2 separate regions of the Mus musculus genome follow, and region 2 is linked to region 1. Evidence: chromatin loops called from intact Hi-C (ENCODE). Cell type or tissue: heart. All regions are shown on one strand.

Region 1 (8,000 bases):
ATTTAGTGTTTCAGAGAGCCATGAGCTACATGCTAAGTAAAAGCAGCGGACTTGGAGAGCATTGTTGATTTCCTCTGGTAAAAGAGCAAGTCTCCCTCCAATTTTACACTTTCACAGAACCAAACCAAACCAAACCAAACCAAACCAAACCAAACAAACAAACCAACAAACACTTGTGTTGCTATCCAGGCTTCCTCCTACCCTGGCTGTCATCGTAGATAAGGCAATAGATGCGCACCGTCACACCAATGTGACTCATATTAAAGAAGAGGATTTTATTTTTCTTTTTAAAAATGATATGCATATGTGGATGTCTGTGTGTGGCTTCTGCATGTGAATGCAGTGTCCATGGAAACCAAAAATGAGTGGTGTGTCTCCTCTAGAGCTGTGGCTGGCCCTAGGCAATAAGAGTGTATGCTTTCTTAAGCACTGAACTGGCTCACATTAAATACCAGACAGGTAGGTCTTCTATGGTAAATAAGGCTCAGGGTGTCCTTATCCAAGCCTTAGGGATAGGGCCCAGAGAAATGAACTCACTGGGCAGTTTTGCCATTGTACAAACATCAAAATGGTAATGATGTTACTAGGTTAAAAAGTTGCAGGAAACAAATGCACCCTTTCCATGAGACACAATTTCTTGTTTGTTTTGTTTTTCAAGACAGGTTTTCCCTCTGAGTCCTGACTGGCCTGGAACATGCCCTGTAGACCAGGCTGGCCTTGAACTTGGAGATCCACTGCCTCCCAAGTGCTGGGGTTAAAGGTTCGTGCCACCACCACCCAGCTGAGATACAAACTATTTTTTAAATTGCATTTACTTATTATGTATGTGTGCACAGGCTGCCGTAGCCCAAGTGTGGAGGTCAGAGGGCACCTTGCAGGAAGAGGCTCTCTCCTTTCACCATTCAGGTGGTTATGCTTGGCTGGCGGCATGCACCATTAGCCACTGAGCCGTCTTGGCAGTGCCCTGTGTTTCTTTTTTCAGACACGGTTGGATAAACCAGGCTAGCATCAAATTCATCATGTGACTGAGCTGGCTGCTTTTGCCTCCCAAGTGCTGAGATGAGATGACAGATAAGTACCTATATACACACATACACACACGTATTTCATTATATATACATGTATATATGCATTATATGTGTATATTTATATAAGTATGTGTATATATATGTACTTCATTATATATGTATATATATTCATTATTTATATTATACTCATATGTATGTGTACAAAAATAAACATATATTTCATTATGTATATATGTATATATTCATTATATGTATATTCATATATGTATGTGTATGTATGTATTTCATTATGTATATATGTATAACCATATGTGTATGTATATATATATATGTATATATGTGTGTGTATACATATATGTGTAAATATATATATGTGTGTGTCTAATATATATGTGTGTGTATGTATATATATATATGTATATATGTATACACACATATATACATATATATATATATATATACACATACATATAAATTCTATAACCCAGGCTGCCCCTCATAACCCTCTTGGCTTAGCCTCCCAAGTATGGGGATACAAAGTATCACGACTGGGCCATCAACATAATTCAGTGTAAGCAACACTGACAGCCTCTGGAGAAGTCCAGGCCAGGGGCAGCCTGCCTGCATGGAGGTCACATCTGGACGCCGCACAATGCCCACTGACACAGAAATGTCCAACTCTGAACAGAAGTGTAACTTTTACAAATTTGTCTCAAATGGATCCTGCCTGTTTCCATGATTGCGTCTGGGATGCACGTGCCCCTTATCCCTCATCCCCTGCCAGGAGGATCAAACCTGGATCCGAGGGACAACTGAGTCTAAGAACATCTGTTCCCCACCTGCACTCCAAGGGCAAGACCAAGGAGGGAAGGTGTGAGGTCTTCAGGGCAGAAGGGTTCCTGTTTCTTGCTGGTGACCTGGAGTCCAGTGGGGGCAGTCAGTACTGAGAAGTTTGCCTTGGTCTGGAGTTAACATGACTGCTCAAGTGGTTAGGATGCTTGCTGCAGGTCTAACAACCATCTGTAATGGGGTCAGATGCCCTCTTCTGGTGTGTCTGAGGAGAGCGACAGTGTACTCACATACCTAAAGAAAATAAATAAATCTTTTAAAAAGACAAAAAAAAGTTAATAAAAGCTCATTGGGTTTCTGTTGTTGTTTCTGTTCTTTAGTTTCAATTCTGTCGTGGATTTTTCATATTGTGGTAGATAAGTGCCTAAAATATATCCCATAGTGACAGTGTGAATCCAGTGTGAAGCTTCATAGCTTCACACTAGTTAGAAGTTCACTGACAAACTTTGGGTTGGTTGAATTTGGTGTGTGATTTTTTTTTTTTTGCAAGTTCTTTATTATAACTATTTTTAAAACTCTGCTCTCTTCTAGTGGGAAGAGCCAGGTCCCTGGAGAAATGAGTGCTGGCCAAACAAGTATTTCATTTTTAATTCAAACGTGGACATCAGAGAAGCACCAGGAATGGAGAGGAACTGATTTGCATGTAAGAGTCTGTGTATTACCACAATCTGGTTCACCGAAATTCGACACCTCAGACAGAACCCTGTAACCCAAGAAGAACTCTCCAGAAAGGTCCTGGACCAAACAAAAATCAGGGCAGAGACCAAGTATGGTATGGCATGTTTGCAATCCTAGCCAAGGCTGAGGCAGGAGGATCAAGAATTTAAGGTCATCCTTGGCTACCTAGCATGTTTAGGCCACTTGAGATCCTGACTCAGGAAGAAAAAGTTTGTGAGGGTAGCCTGGGCTACACAATGAGACTCTGACTCACAAAACCAAAAAACCAAAAACAAAAAGACAAACAAACAAAAAAACTAAACAAAACCCCTAACCATTGCAGTGTTCTCTGTAGCTGGAGTGTTTTGGGTTGTTATGAGCCAGAGTTTGGAAATTCCAAGTAGAAAACAGTACAAAATGGCTTCTAACAACAGAGGTGTTGACAGTTAAATCCACACAAAAAGAAAATAATGTGTTGCTATGGGAACCCCCCTAAACCAGTGATTCTCAACCTTCTTAATGCAGCTCCTCATGTTGTGGTGACCCCATCCATAAAATTATTTTTGTTGCTACCTCATAACTGTAGTTTTGCTGGGTACAAATTGAAATGTAGACATCTGGTATGCAGAAGGTATTCGGTGATCCCCCAAAGGGGCTGAAACCCACAGGTTGAGAACCGCTGCTCTAAACCGATGACCTACAAAACAGTCACAACTTTGAACAAAGTTCAAGGAATTACAGCCTACCTCTGCGGCTGCAGAGACAGCTCAGCAGTTAAGGACACTCCCTGCTCTTGCTGAGGTCCTGAGTTCAGTTCCCAACAGTCGTGCAACTCCAGCTGCAGAGCGATCCAAAGCCTCTGGCTTCTGAGGGCACCTGCACACACACGCACATAACCATACACAGCGGGACCTCACTGTGTACCCTCGTCTGGCCTGACACTCACAGAGATCCGCCTGCTTCCGCCTCCTGAGTGCTGGGGGCAAAGATGTGCACCAGAAGGAAGGGTCTCCCCACCCCCTTACCCATGGTCTGTCTCACTGTGTAGCCCTGGTTATCCTGGAACTCACTCTGTAGACCAGACTGGCCTCAGAGAGCTGCCTGCCTCTGCCTCCAGAGTGCTGGGCTGAAAGGTGTGCGCTACCATGCCCGGTATTAAATCTTTGTTTTGAAAGTAACCTCTACCAGTGAAAAGCTGCTGTGCTCAAGCTGTCGTGGACAGAAACTGCAGGGCATCTGTTGAGGAAAGCAGGACCAGAGAGTGAGTGTGTAGGCAGTGCGAGCCTTCAGATAATTCTTTTGAATTCTAGGAAAAGCAGTCATGTTACACAATGGTCTGACAGATGGGCTGGAGCATCCCAGGTGTAAACACATTGAGAGAGTCTGGTCTCAGGGTTGTGTCTAAATTTGGCCTCCCGCTGCAGCCATCTGGGTGGGGCTCTTTCAAAAGCCCTGCACCTGGCGCCTGCCCCAGGCACCCCCACTCTGTTGGTTTCAGGTGTGTGTTGATGGGCGTCTGAAGTTTTTGAAGCGCCCCACCTCATTCCAACTGCAGAGTTCAAGAGCCACTTGGCCTCGTTAGGGCACAAGAGTGGCCGCGGAGAGAGGTTGGAGGGCTAAAATATAAACTGCTGCACGAACAGGAGCCACGCAGAGTGGAGAGACCGAGAGAGGGGGAAGCTGAAGCTGAGGGTACCCTGACTTTAAGCTTAGGCAGCTGGGTGGAGATGCTGATGATTTCAAACACAGGGGAGCATGGTATGCTTGAGATAGCCCCACTGTAGAGATGCCTGGTGCTTATTAGCAGTACAAGGAGATTTGGCTGGGTGAACAGTCTTGACTGCCGCAGCCGCAGCCGCAGCCACGGCCACGGCCACAGCCACAGCCACAGCCACAGCCACAGCCACAGTCACAGCCACAGCCACAGCCACAGCCACAACCTCCACCACCTCTCCTGCCACAATCTGCTAACGGAGAGGTTTCTCAAAGCCCTTTAGTCACAGGTCCAGATGTGGTAGCGCACACCTTTTATCCCGATTCATGTTCTGTGTCTTCCCTCTAGTGGCACGATCTGTGTATTACAGAGATTGAGGGTACAGTTCCAAATCTTTACAGGAGACAGAGGAGGCTGAGCCCAGGAAGGGGGGCGGGCGGGGGGGGGGAGGCACGGAGGCACCGGTGGGGAAGAGGGTGAAAGGGAGAATCAGGGATAGGAAGAGGGGGCTGCAACAGTGATTAAGGGTCTCCGCAGCACTCTCTGGGTCAAGCCGGAAACCCTGAAAGATAATACAGAGAGCGGAGGCCTGAGTTCCAGTCCAGGCTCCGCCAGTGCATGCCTTGCCTGAACCTCAGCCTTCTGGCTCAGCTGGGGAACTCTGAATAACTTTGTGTCTTTCTTTATTAGCGGCCACAGTAGAGTTACAAGACTGAACGTCTGTGTCCCTCACACAGGAGATAAAGGACAGTTTGGGGGGGGGGGGGCATATGCAAGGGCTACTGAGTGGCCAACAGGAAGTCCCTGAAGGCTTTCTGGAGGTTGTGGCATCCGTTAGTATCTAAGGACTAAGTGGTGCATGCGTAGGTAGTGTCTGTGGGCAGACTTCCTACTCTTGGGACATTCAAGAGGAACTCCCAGTCTCAGAGAAGCCAGTGGGAAGAGAGAAAGGCTGTGTGAGGCTTTGACTATCCCACCTTGGACAGCTCATCTAATTTTCCTCAACATGGATGGGCTGGGGAGTGAAGTGGAAATTTCTGGGTTCTTTGGAAACTCAGTTACTTCATATGATGTTTTGCCCGGGCAGACAGGTGAAAGGATGCTTTGCTGAAGCAGACACAGGTGAGAGAATGTCTTGGTGAAGCAGACATCTGAGAGGATGCACGATGTTTGGAAAGAATATGAATGTGACCCTACAGACAGTGGGGGGAGTCTCTGGCATTGGTTCGCCTTGCTCTACCTTACTAGTTGGTGACCCACACGTGTTGGTTCTCCTTGCATAGCATTGCTGATCTTCACTTGTCGTGACTTCTTAGAGAGTAACTTGCCAAAGAACTTCTCATGATATACTGGTGGCTTCTTGAGCTTCCTTAGACATGGGCTGATTGCCGGATCGAACCGCTGTTGCTGATTTGTGAGTGGTGATGGCCGAGCGGGCTGGACTCAGCTGCTGAGTCATGTTGGTGTTTTGCTGAGTCATGTTGGACTGCTGACAACGAAGACTGGAATAGCTCCCAAAGAACTATTTCTAAACAGGTCCACATCCCCCTTTGCCCTATTAACCTTTCTTTCCCACTACTTCTGGAGGGTGTTGGCTAGAAGGGAGGTTGAAGCATTTAAGAACCCTTATTAAAGTAGGTTTTAAGCGATCTAAGTCAGTAGAGGGGCTCAGTCGATAGTAGAGGGGCTGTGGTGCAATCATGAGGACTCCCAGAAACCACATACAAGGCAGACGGTGGCTATGTACACCTCTAACTCCTGGGCGGAGGATGGGAGAGCAGAGACAAAAATCCATTGGCCCACCAACCAAATTGATGAGCTCCAGGCTCAGTAAGAGACACAGCGTCAAAAATTAAAGTATACAGACTGGAGAGATGGCTCTGTGCTTAAGATCATAGGCTGCTCTTTCAGAGGACCTAGGTTCTATTCCCAGCACCACGTGGTGGCTTACAACTGTCTGTAACTCCAGTTCCAAGGGATCTGATGCCTTGTTCTGGTTTCAAGAAGCACCCACAATGCATATGTATCCCCCAACCTGCCACAGACACACAAAATAAAAAGACACAGACCCATCTTTGACCATAGACAGTAGGCTAGCGTGTCATAGAGGTGACAGTCACAGCTCCTGGGTATAGTCCAGGGAGAGGATTTCAAGGCTCAGAAAGGAACTGTGTGTTTGAGGCCAGGTCTCACAGTTGCCAAGGCTGGCCTGGGTGGAGAAGGAATGGATATGGGTTTAAAAAAATACACACACACACACACACACACACACACACACACACACACACACACATATATATATATATATATACATACATATATAATGTATATGTGTATATATGTACATGTGTATATATATGCATATATATAGTTATAGTTATAACAAATATGGCAGGGATTAGATGGGATTTGATATGAGCTAAAGACACACAACACTTTCATTCCTCACTGTCTCTTAGGTGTCAGGAGGCACTTCTAGGCTCCCAGCTTCAAGAGGTCATTTCAGACCCGCCCAAGGAACCCAAATGTGTACTGTGAGGGCCACTCTGGTATAATTTCCCATACAGTCCAGCCAAGATGGGGCTAGCCTGTGCTCCCTTCCTATAAGGTCAGTAAAAATTTAAGTCAGCGGTTCTCAATCTGTAGGTCTCAACCCCTTTGGTGTGGTTGAATGGTTCTTTCATGGGGGTCACCTAAGACCATTAGAAAACACAGATAGTTATATTACAACAAAAAGAATTTTATAGTTGAGGGGTCACCACAACAGGAGAAACTTCATTAAAGGGTCGCAGCATTAGGAAGGCTGAGGACCACTGATTTACAAGATCTTGTGTAGGCCACTCTTAGGTCAATGTCAGTGGTCAAGAACGCCATTTGAACTGGACCTGGTGATGCCTAACTGTAATTCCAGTTACTTCAGGGGCTGAGGCAGGAGGATCACAAGTTCAAAGGCAGCCCTAGGCAACTTAGTGAGACCCTGTCTCAAATCGATTTGTTTTTGATGCGGAGCTAGGAAGGTACCTTAGTCTGTAGAAATGTAAGAATCAAAGTTCACTGCCCAAGCACAAGGAGTTAATTCCACCGGATGGAGGTAAAAAGCTAGGTTTGGGAGGGGGCATGCTTGTAACCCCAGTGCTTAGAGGGCAAAGGCTATGGGGTCCCTAAGGCTTGCTGGCCAGCTAGCGTAGCCCAGTTGGCAGGACCAAACAGGTCCCAGTGAGAATCCTGGTTTCTTACCAAAACCCAGTGGACAGTTCCTTAGGAAAGGCACTGGGTGCCTCCTCCACACAAGGTGCACGCACATGAACATACAAAGAATATAAAAATAGATGGGGCAGTCAGAATGGCTCTGGAGTATTTGCTGTTAAGCCCGATGACTTGAGTTTGATTTCCAGGTCAAACTAGTAGAAAGAGAGAACTGGAGTCCCAAAAGTTAGCCTCTGACTTCTGCACACACAGCACAGCCCCCAAACACAAAACAAAGAAATGCAATAAAAAAAATTAATGCAAAAATTAAAAGGACTGGAAACACAGCCCGGGGGTGGGGCTTACACAGCATCCATAGGGGCCTCCCTTCGCCCCTGCACCACCAAAGCCAAAACCGCAATGGCAAGAAGGCCATTGGGCAAAATGGTTTGAGTTGGTACAATCTGGAGGAGGAGGGGGAGGAGGGGGAGGGGAAGAGGGGAGGAGGGGGAGGGGAGGAGGGGGAGTGGGAAGGGGAGGGGAGGGGGAGGAGGGGGAGGGGAGAG
Region 2 (8,000 bases), 140 kb before region 1:
GAAGGAAAGTAGGTCCATTTTGACACATTTCTCTGTGACCACCCACCTGGGGCTGCCGAAGTGCTTTGTGCATGATGTTGCACAAACCCTTGGCAGAACAAAGATACTGGGAAGAGAGATGGTGTCCCTCCCTTGGCTGGTAGACTATTATTCAAACCACTGACCCCGGGGAACTTCACACCGGTAGAAGGAAAAGACTGAAGTGTGATGTAGCCAGAGGAGGAACCTGGCCATCACCAGCAATTGATCACGACTCTGACTGCTTGTCTGCCCACCTTGCAGAAAAGACTTGGAGCAGAAACAAGGGTGATGGGACGGACCACATGCCCTGGCCAGGGTCACTCCACTATGCACACCTCTAGTGCTTTAGTTAAACTGAAACAACATGTTATTGCTTCAAGTGTGGACTTGAGGGTCACAGGACCTCTTTGTCTGTTTCCTTTCAGGGTGGCCGTATTGTGTGCATCTCTTCTCTCCACTTCCATTGGTACTTATCTCTGTAATCGATCTATGGAGGATGGGTGGCTAAGCCTAGCTCCTTAGGGCTGCCAGTGTACAAGCTCCGATCCTAAAACTACAGTGACAGCATAAGAGGGGGATGTTTGCAGGGAAACCTTGTTTTAACAAAACACATTGGGACATCATGGCTGGGAAAATGCTCTGGGAGAGGCATCCTGGTTTACTATGATTGAGAAAGAACCATTTGGGCTCCATTGTCCCTAAATAGAAGCTGCTGAAATATAGAAAAAAAAAAAAAAAAAGCCACAAATCACTTCTCAATGAGGTGAGAATCTCCAAGGCAACCTGCCCAGGGCTGAACACCAGGAGGCAGGAGATGCATGGTCACCATGGAAACCACATCCTAGAAACCCATTGGTATTGGTTTGCCACATTGCAGATGAGGTAATGGGGGTGGAGCTAGACCTGCAGGGTCCCTGGAGACTAGAGTAAAGAAAGGTGTGGGAGGAGGAGAAAAGGAAAGAGGGAGAGGGTTGGAGAGAGAGAGAGAGAGAGAGAGAGAGAGAGAGAGAGAGAGAGAGAGAATATCTCGATCCAGGCCAGGCTCTAGGCCATCTCTCTGAAGCTATATGAGGGAATGGGCCAGGAGCTGAGATGAAACAGATAAAGAAACTGGCCTAAAGCCCAGAAGGATGAGCAGTTGTAGCAAGGTGCCACCATATTGAAAGTCTTTATGGATGTATTCCATCTCTCTAGGTCACTCACTCAGCATGAGTAATTCTCTAGTGCTGCTCCATCGATGATAAATTCAGAAGGATTTGGAATCAGAACAAGCCTAGCTGGGTCCCTCAGGTCCTCCGTTGACCCTGGGTGCTCAAGCACAGGGTGCGAGCTCACCCGCAAAGCCTGCCTCTGGCTCCAATTACTCTCAGACACGTTGGCTGGTCCTTTTCTTCCTAGAAGCTAAGTAGCACCACCTGCTGGTGGTCTCTGGAAGCAAGGCAGCAGTGACTAGTGGTCTCTCCCAACTGTGCCTCTGACAAATCTATCTCTTCAAGCAGGTGGGAGACTAGGATCCATCTCTAATCACCCTCTGGTGTCCTGGGGACCATATGAGTCCTGTGATAGAACGAACCACAGAACACAGCCTGCCCAGATCATCAGTTGGCCATGTGACCTCAGCCAACCATTGGCATCCCTGGGCTACAATGCATGTCCATGATAAGGAATTTGTATGAAATTCCCCCATTGGGGTTCTTGACAGCTTACACAGCAAGCATTATCCTGTCCTGCAGAGGACAGTTCCATCAAATCTGAGGAAGGAGAACACCCCAGAAATACAGTGCCATGTGTCTCTCAGCATCTACGTGATTTAAGGCAACCTGGTGCAAGAGGGCCCACCACCTCCACTGGCCAAGAAGCAGGAGCTAGGCCCAACAATACTACTGTGCAATCAAGCCTGAGACAGTCCACTGCAGCTAGCCTGCCCTCCTCTGATGTGGAGAGGATCCCAGGGCTCCTAGACATATATCAGAGGAGCATAGCTGGGAACCAGAGCTACCCACAAGGCACTGTGGGGACTGGCCTCTTCACCCTTTGACACAGGAAGGTCTCCACAGTGAACAGCCACTCAGAATGCAGAGATGCAGGCCCTTCCTGAAGCTGGCTATCGGGAGATTAGTGCTAGACCAGTTTGGTGGGTGGGGATGGTAGACCTTAGTCTGGGCAGCTAAGCTCACAGCCCAGCTTTCCCGTCTGGCGTGACAACATCCTTGTCCTGTTTTCCCACTGGCACAGCCAGGTCTACCTCTCAGGGTCTGCTGGAAATTAAGCTCTCACGCTCCATCTTTCCAGGATGAAGCCTGGTCCACAGCAACACATTCATCATGATGCTCCCTTAATCTAGACGATCTTCCAACTTCTTGCCCTATCAAGAGCGTGTATACAGCAGGCTCCTGGCTGTTCCCTCCACCTGTAATCCTACTGAGCACTTGCTGTATGCAAAGCACTGTACCAGACAGCAGGGCTAGAATGACGGGAAAGGTAGTTTGGATGCAATAACCCACAGAGCTTCTGGTCTAAAAGAGAGTCAGGAGATGGACAGACATCAAACTGACAGACTCACAGCAAAGCTGCTGAAGGACCATATGACAAGAAGGAGTGAACCTGAGTGGTCAGAGAATTATCTTTGGCTCTCTTCCTACATGCTGGAAATAAGGGTGTGATGGCTGGTGCTTTGCAGCTATTGTGGATTCTGAGGCAACGCTGGGGTGGCCATCATTCTTGAGAACTGTATTGTCTGCTCTTGGCTTTTATGAAGACTGAGGGGCCATTTATTCTGTTTTAAGAACTTCAGTTACCTAATTGCTTCTCTGCCCTCCAAACCCTCTGAATCACATGCCTAGAATTAGTAAGGAACAGGCTGTCTCCCCATTAGCCAATAGGAACCTGGGTCAGAGGAGTCTGGGCAGGTTTTGGTTAAATTCACTTGAGTGGAAGGAATTGGCAGGAGACAGAAGTCTTGCTGAATAAAGCAGGTTAGAGATGAATCCGGGGTGACAAGCTGGGACCAATCTTTAGGGCCATCTGCAGACACAGCTCTAGAGTCAGCAGTTAAAGACAGGCCTGAGAGAAAGGACTCAAAGCCAGGAGGCCCAGCCTCCACACCAGAGACTCCTCAAGTCCAGCCCCCGGCTAACCAGGACTATGCCACTCAAAGACTTCAGGGTCAGTGACCAAAGGATCAGGCTTGAATTCTACCTCTGACTGATTGAGATGGCCAGGCAAGCTCTGTGGGACCTTTGCATCTTAGTGTACTAAAGGGGCGATGACAATGGGTTGTGTCTGCACAATCGTGCATGCCCACAGACTGATGCAGATGGACACAAATCTGGTTTGTTTGTTTGTTTTTTGAGACAGAGTCTCTCACTAGTCTGGAACTTGCCAAGGAGGCTAAGCTGACTGGCCAGTGAGCCCCAGGTATATGTCCGTCTCTGCCTCCCACCACAGGATCACAAACGTATCACCACGCCTGGCTTTGCGTACATACATATCGGAGAGGGCAGGTTCTGGGAATCAAACCCAACTCCTCATGTTTGAAAAGCAGTTGCCTGCCTGAGATGTTTCTCCAACCCCAGGCCAATTTCTTGACAGCCATACCCTACAGGTAGTAACCAGATTTAGACATTTTCCTCCCCCCACCACACACACACACTGGAATTTTAAAAGCAATTTGAACTTTAAATATTCCTAACACCGTCGGCAGCTTTCGTTGGAGTCCCTTAGGCTGTGGTCAGATTTAAACCACTTCTCTGTGCCACTATGCCTCAACCCAGACTCTACCTACACACTTCTTACTGGGCCCAGCAATGGCTGTAGGTAATCCACTCTCCCCCACTCAGACAGGGCACCTGAGACACGCCTGCCCAGAGATGCAACAGATCTGCCTGACAAACACTAAGTCACTGGCACCCTGGGAGAAATGACAGCCATGTCATGTGTCACATTGATTTAAAAAAAAAAAAACCATAGAGCACCACACTCTTGAGCAAAGCTAGGAGGGGCTGAAAGGGGCTGGTGGACAATTTCTGGATGTTCTGGGCTAGATGTTTGGCCACCCCTACTTACAGAGCACACAGCCCTAGAAAGGGACCAAGTCTCCCCGACCCCCACTGGGCCACTTCATGTGTCACCAGAAATGTGGACTAGAAATAACCAAGGCTGTGAAATGGCACTAAGAGAAGCCATGACTCATCCTCCCCCAGCGGTCCCCAGGCACGCCAGCTTCAGGTTTCCTGTACTGAGGGGTAGAGAGGAGACCATACACCCAAGAGAGCATCTTAGTAGCCAGTCTGACTTCCTCTCCTAAGCCTGCATCCCACTGGTGAAAAGGGAAAGGTCCACTTTGATAAAATGACAGGAGGCTTGTAACTCTCCCTGACGCTAGACTCAGACCAGGGTGAAGCCACAGTTAAGTGTGGATTAGAATAAAACTGTAGGTGCTCGCCTCCAAGTATCTCCCTGGAAGGAAGCCATGCTCCTGTGCAGACTTTCCACCAGGTGGCGCGATGAGACAACTTTCAAAACACAGGTTTACAAGGCAAGCCTGTGTCTCTCCCAGGTGGGTACAGATATAAAAGCACATTTTTTTTTTTTTTTCTATCTCATGGCTTCCCTTCACCTTAACCCTGATGCTCATCAAACAAGGTGGCAGAGGAAGACAGACAGACACTGGCTGTGCCAAATGGGTAACCACCTACTAAGCTCTGCTATGGGCAAGAACAGGCCAGGCCAATATATTTGCACTTGACAGCTGATATGGTGAAGGTGACCATCCTAATGCTGACCCTTTAATACGGTTCGTGTGGTGATGACACCCCCCATCATCATCAAATTATTTTCGTTGCTACTTTATAACTGTAATGTTGCTACTGTTATGAATTGTAATGTAAGTATCTGACTACAGGATACCCAATTGAGAACCAAGCACTCCGGCTGTTTCCCTCAGCTTTTGCTGGCACACAGGTGTTTCCAGAATGTTTGTGAAGCTCAGGGCCAAGGACCAAGTTTATACCCTGCTGAGTTACACACCCAGAAGCAGGCATTTCCACTATGACCTACACCCAGTTTGGGGTTATGGTTCTTTTGGGGGTCTATGTGATAGTACCCCACATGGCTGAGGTAAAAAAAAAAGGACCACAACTCACCCCATACTAAAATCCCATGGAATGAAATTCTTGACCATAAAATGTGCCCAGATAGCCAAGAACTAAAGAAGGGAAATGTGTTTAGCTTATTGTGATATATAAAAACGAAAAATTCGGTGCTGGAGAGGTGGTTCAGTAGTTAGGAGCACTGTCTGAGTTCAATTCCCAGCAACCACATGGTGGCTCACAACCATCTGCAATGTGATCTGATGCTCTCTTCTGGTATGCACATGTACATACAGATAGAGCACTCATACATAAAATAAATTAGTATATATAGTAAATGAAAAAAAAACCTACACGTTCAAATATTCATGTCTGTTCACATTGGCATAAATTCTAAGAAACTGGCCCAGGTGGTATAAATTTGTATTCCTATTTCCTTGAGAAGTTGAGGGAGGTGGCTCCTAAGTTCAAGGCCCACTTGTACTACAGCGTGAGTTCAAAGCCAGAGTGGACAACTTATGAAAAGTAAATAAAATGAAAGTCAGAAAGGGGATTGTAGGTGTAGCTCAGAGGTGTGTGTGCCTAGCACGTGCCAAGGCCCTGGGCTCAATCCCCAAATAATAAAACAATGATAATAGCACTGTCACAGCATCGCATGCCTATAATCCCTGCTACTTGGGAGGCTGAAGCAAGAGCATTGCAAATTCAAAGCCAGCCTGGGCTCTCTAAGCCCTGGACCACACAGGCCACCCTTCCAAGGGCAGGGCCGGGCACCTCTGCCTGGATTGGATCAGGTCGTCTTAGCACTTTCAGACCTATGGTTGAAGAATCAAACAGAGCAGTGTCAATGAACCCAGAGGCCAAGGACACAGAGTCAGGACACAGCCCCAATTCCCTTTGCCCTGTGTCCTAACTGCAGTAGGTCTGCCGTGGCCGCCTTGCTCACTTCCAGGTGAGACCTTGCTGCCTCTGGGTCTCTCTTCGGAACCTGAAAGCCTGCTCACTGTCTTCAATGACACATGGATTCTCTTCACAGGGTGTGGACTCTTTGACTTTAGAAAAGGAGACTGCGTTTCCACAAAGGCCCCTTTCAACTGTGACGCTCCAGTGTGTTACATGAGGACCCTAATTCGCATCCCTTAAGGTATTCCATGCATGAAACAAGTCCCGCAGACTGAAAGAGGACCCTGAGAAACAAGATGGCTCTGGGGAGCAGGATGGGGGCAGGCAGTCTATTGTGGCTGGGGAAGGGAGCAGGCCGACCTGCGAGGGTGTGAGATGTCACTGTGAACAGCTGAGATCGCGAGCAGCTGACAGCTACACTCCTTTTCCACCAAGAATGCGCCCATGTCCCCTCCTGTCATGCGCAGAAGACTCAGGAAACCTTTGGTGAGGGATCCACCCTGACAGAGGATCCCAGCCCCAGGGAGCAGTGGACAGGCACATGGCCTGAGGGAGGTTGTTTCAATCAGAAGAGCAAGGTCAGGAGAAGAGAATAGCATCTGCAGTCGTCAGCCACCCCTGGCCACACACAGTTACCCTCAGGGACCTGGGAGGGGGAGGTTGCTGGTACCAAGGCAGGCTGGGTCTTCAGGCTTCATTCTCCTGGAGCCATCACCCTGAGCCCACCAGACCTGAAAGGCCACCCACCTACTGCCTCTCTCAGGCAGTCTCCGGTGAAGACTCGAATTCAAGATCTGCAGGGTGGTGGTGGCACATGCCTTTAATCCAGGCGCTGGGACCTCCAGGCCAGCCAGTCTACAGAGTGAGTTCTAGGACAACCACGACTGCAGAGAGAGAGAGAGAGAGCACCAGCCAAACCCATGTCTCCTGTCAGGAAATCAGGGCTCCCTGGTCCTGAGACCTGCTAAGGAGAGCTCACTATGGCCAGGACTTCTGAGAGCTGCTGATGGCTGGACGAACGAACCTGAGCAGCCCCTGGGTTGAGCCCCTGAGCAAGACAGACCTCAGACATTCAATACACTCCATTCTTTCACTCCTTACACACTCCGCCCCCAGTCATCCTAAGGACTCTACCCCCACCCCAAAAGCTGACCTTGGGGTTCAGAGTATTGGGGTGCCTAGAGCTCCCCACAGCACTAGGCAAGGGGTCCAAGCCTGTACCTCACCTCCCAGCACCCTGTCTGAGAAAAATCCCCGACATCACAAGGTCAAAGGCCCTATCACCTCTTCTCCAAACCCAGCCACCCCACCAGCTTCTTCAGGCAGGGCAGCCGTGAGTCAGTCATTCACCGGCTTCTTAAAAGGGACTCCAATTTATTTATTGAAAATATCACAATAGCTGGGCACAGTATCACACACCTTTGGTCCCAACACTTGGGAGGAAGACACAGGAGGATCTCTGTGAGCTGGAGGCCGACCTGGTCTCCATGGTGAGTTCCAGGCCAGCCAAGGCTACACAGTGAGACTCCTCTGTCTTGGAAAACCCAAAGAAAAGGAAAGATCATGATAAATAGAATGTCAATATCCTTCCTTATACATAAAATCAGCCAATAAAAAAAGGACACCATTAAAATGAAGGATTGCTATAAAACTCTGGACAGTTCCCAGCTGCTCTCAGCTCCGGGTTTGCGCCTGGTAGAAGATTTGTGTTCTGGGAGAATACAACATACTAAGCCTTTCTTATTCCTGCTTGTGCTTTTTAGCGGAAGCCCTATGCCCCCTAAAAACATTCCAGGAAACCACAGGACTCTCTTTTTCAGCAATGCTGGCCCAGAGAGTCCCTCTGCCTCCTGCAGCGGGAGAAAAATCTACAAAGCCGGTCTCATGCCCATCACACCTTCTGAGCCCACCCAAGCTCCCTCCCCCTGTGCATGATGTCGCACCAAAGCCCAGTCCAGTCAATCCTACTGAACACTCCCGCCCTCA

The links. A loop is a pair of places that touch in the nucleus more often than their neighbours do. Peaks named below come from ENCODE experiments on the same cell type or tissue, not always from the same donor. Only the 100,000 strongest peaks of a DNase experiment are listed, where the experiment ranks them.
Region 2: it touches region 1 in a loop (7-fold over the local background); 27 of 42 quality-filtered maps call a loop at or near these places.

The regions. Positions count from the first base shown.
Region 1 is chr10:62,238,544-62,246,543 of GRCm38, forward strand. No RefSeq gene overlaps it. Among named protein-coding and RNA genes, the nearest start is that of Tacr2, 9.9 kb to the right of the region's middle. In heart, CTCF peaks have their summits at 2,069 (motif pointing left), 4,595 (motif pointing left) and 4,800; a DNase peak (open chromatin) is centred at 938; H3K27ac peaks cover 471 bases; H3K27me3 peaks cover 525 bases.
Region 2 is chr10:62,100,839-62,108,838 of GRCm38, forward strand. It overlaps Fam241b (family with sequence similarity 241, member B), which reads right to left. Exons shown (of 4, transcript NM_027251.4): 4 at 6,818-8,000. Among named protein-coding and RNA genes, the nearest start is that of Fam241b, 6.2 kb to the right of the region's middle. In heart, CTCF peaks have their summits at 1,449 (motif pointing left) and 4,514 (motif pointing right); no DNase peak of the experiment used is centred here; H3K27me3 peaks cover 5,805 bases.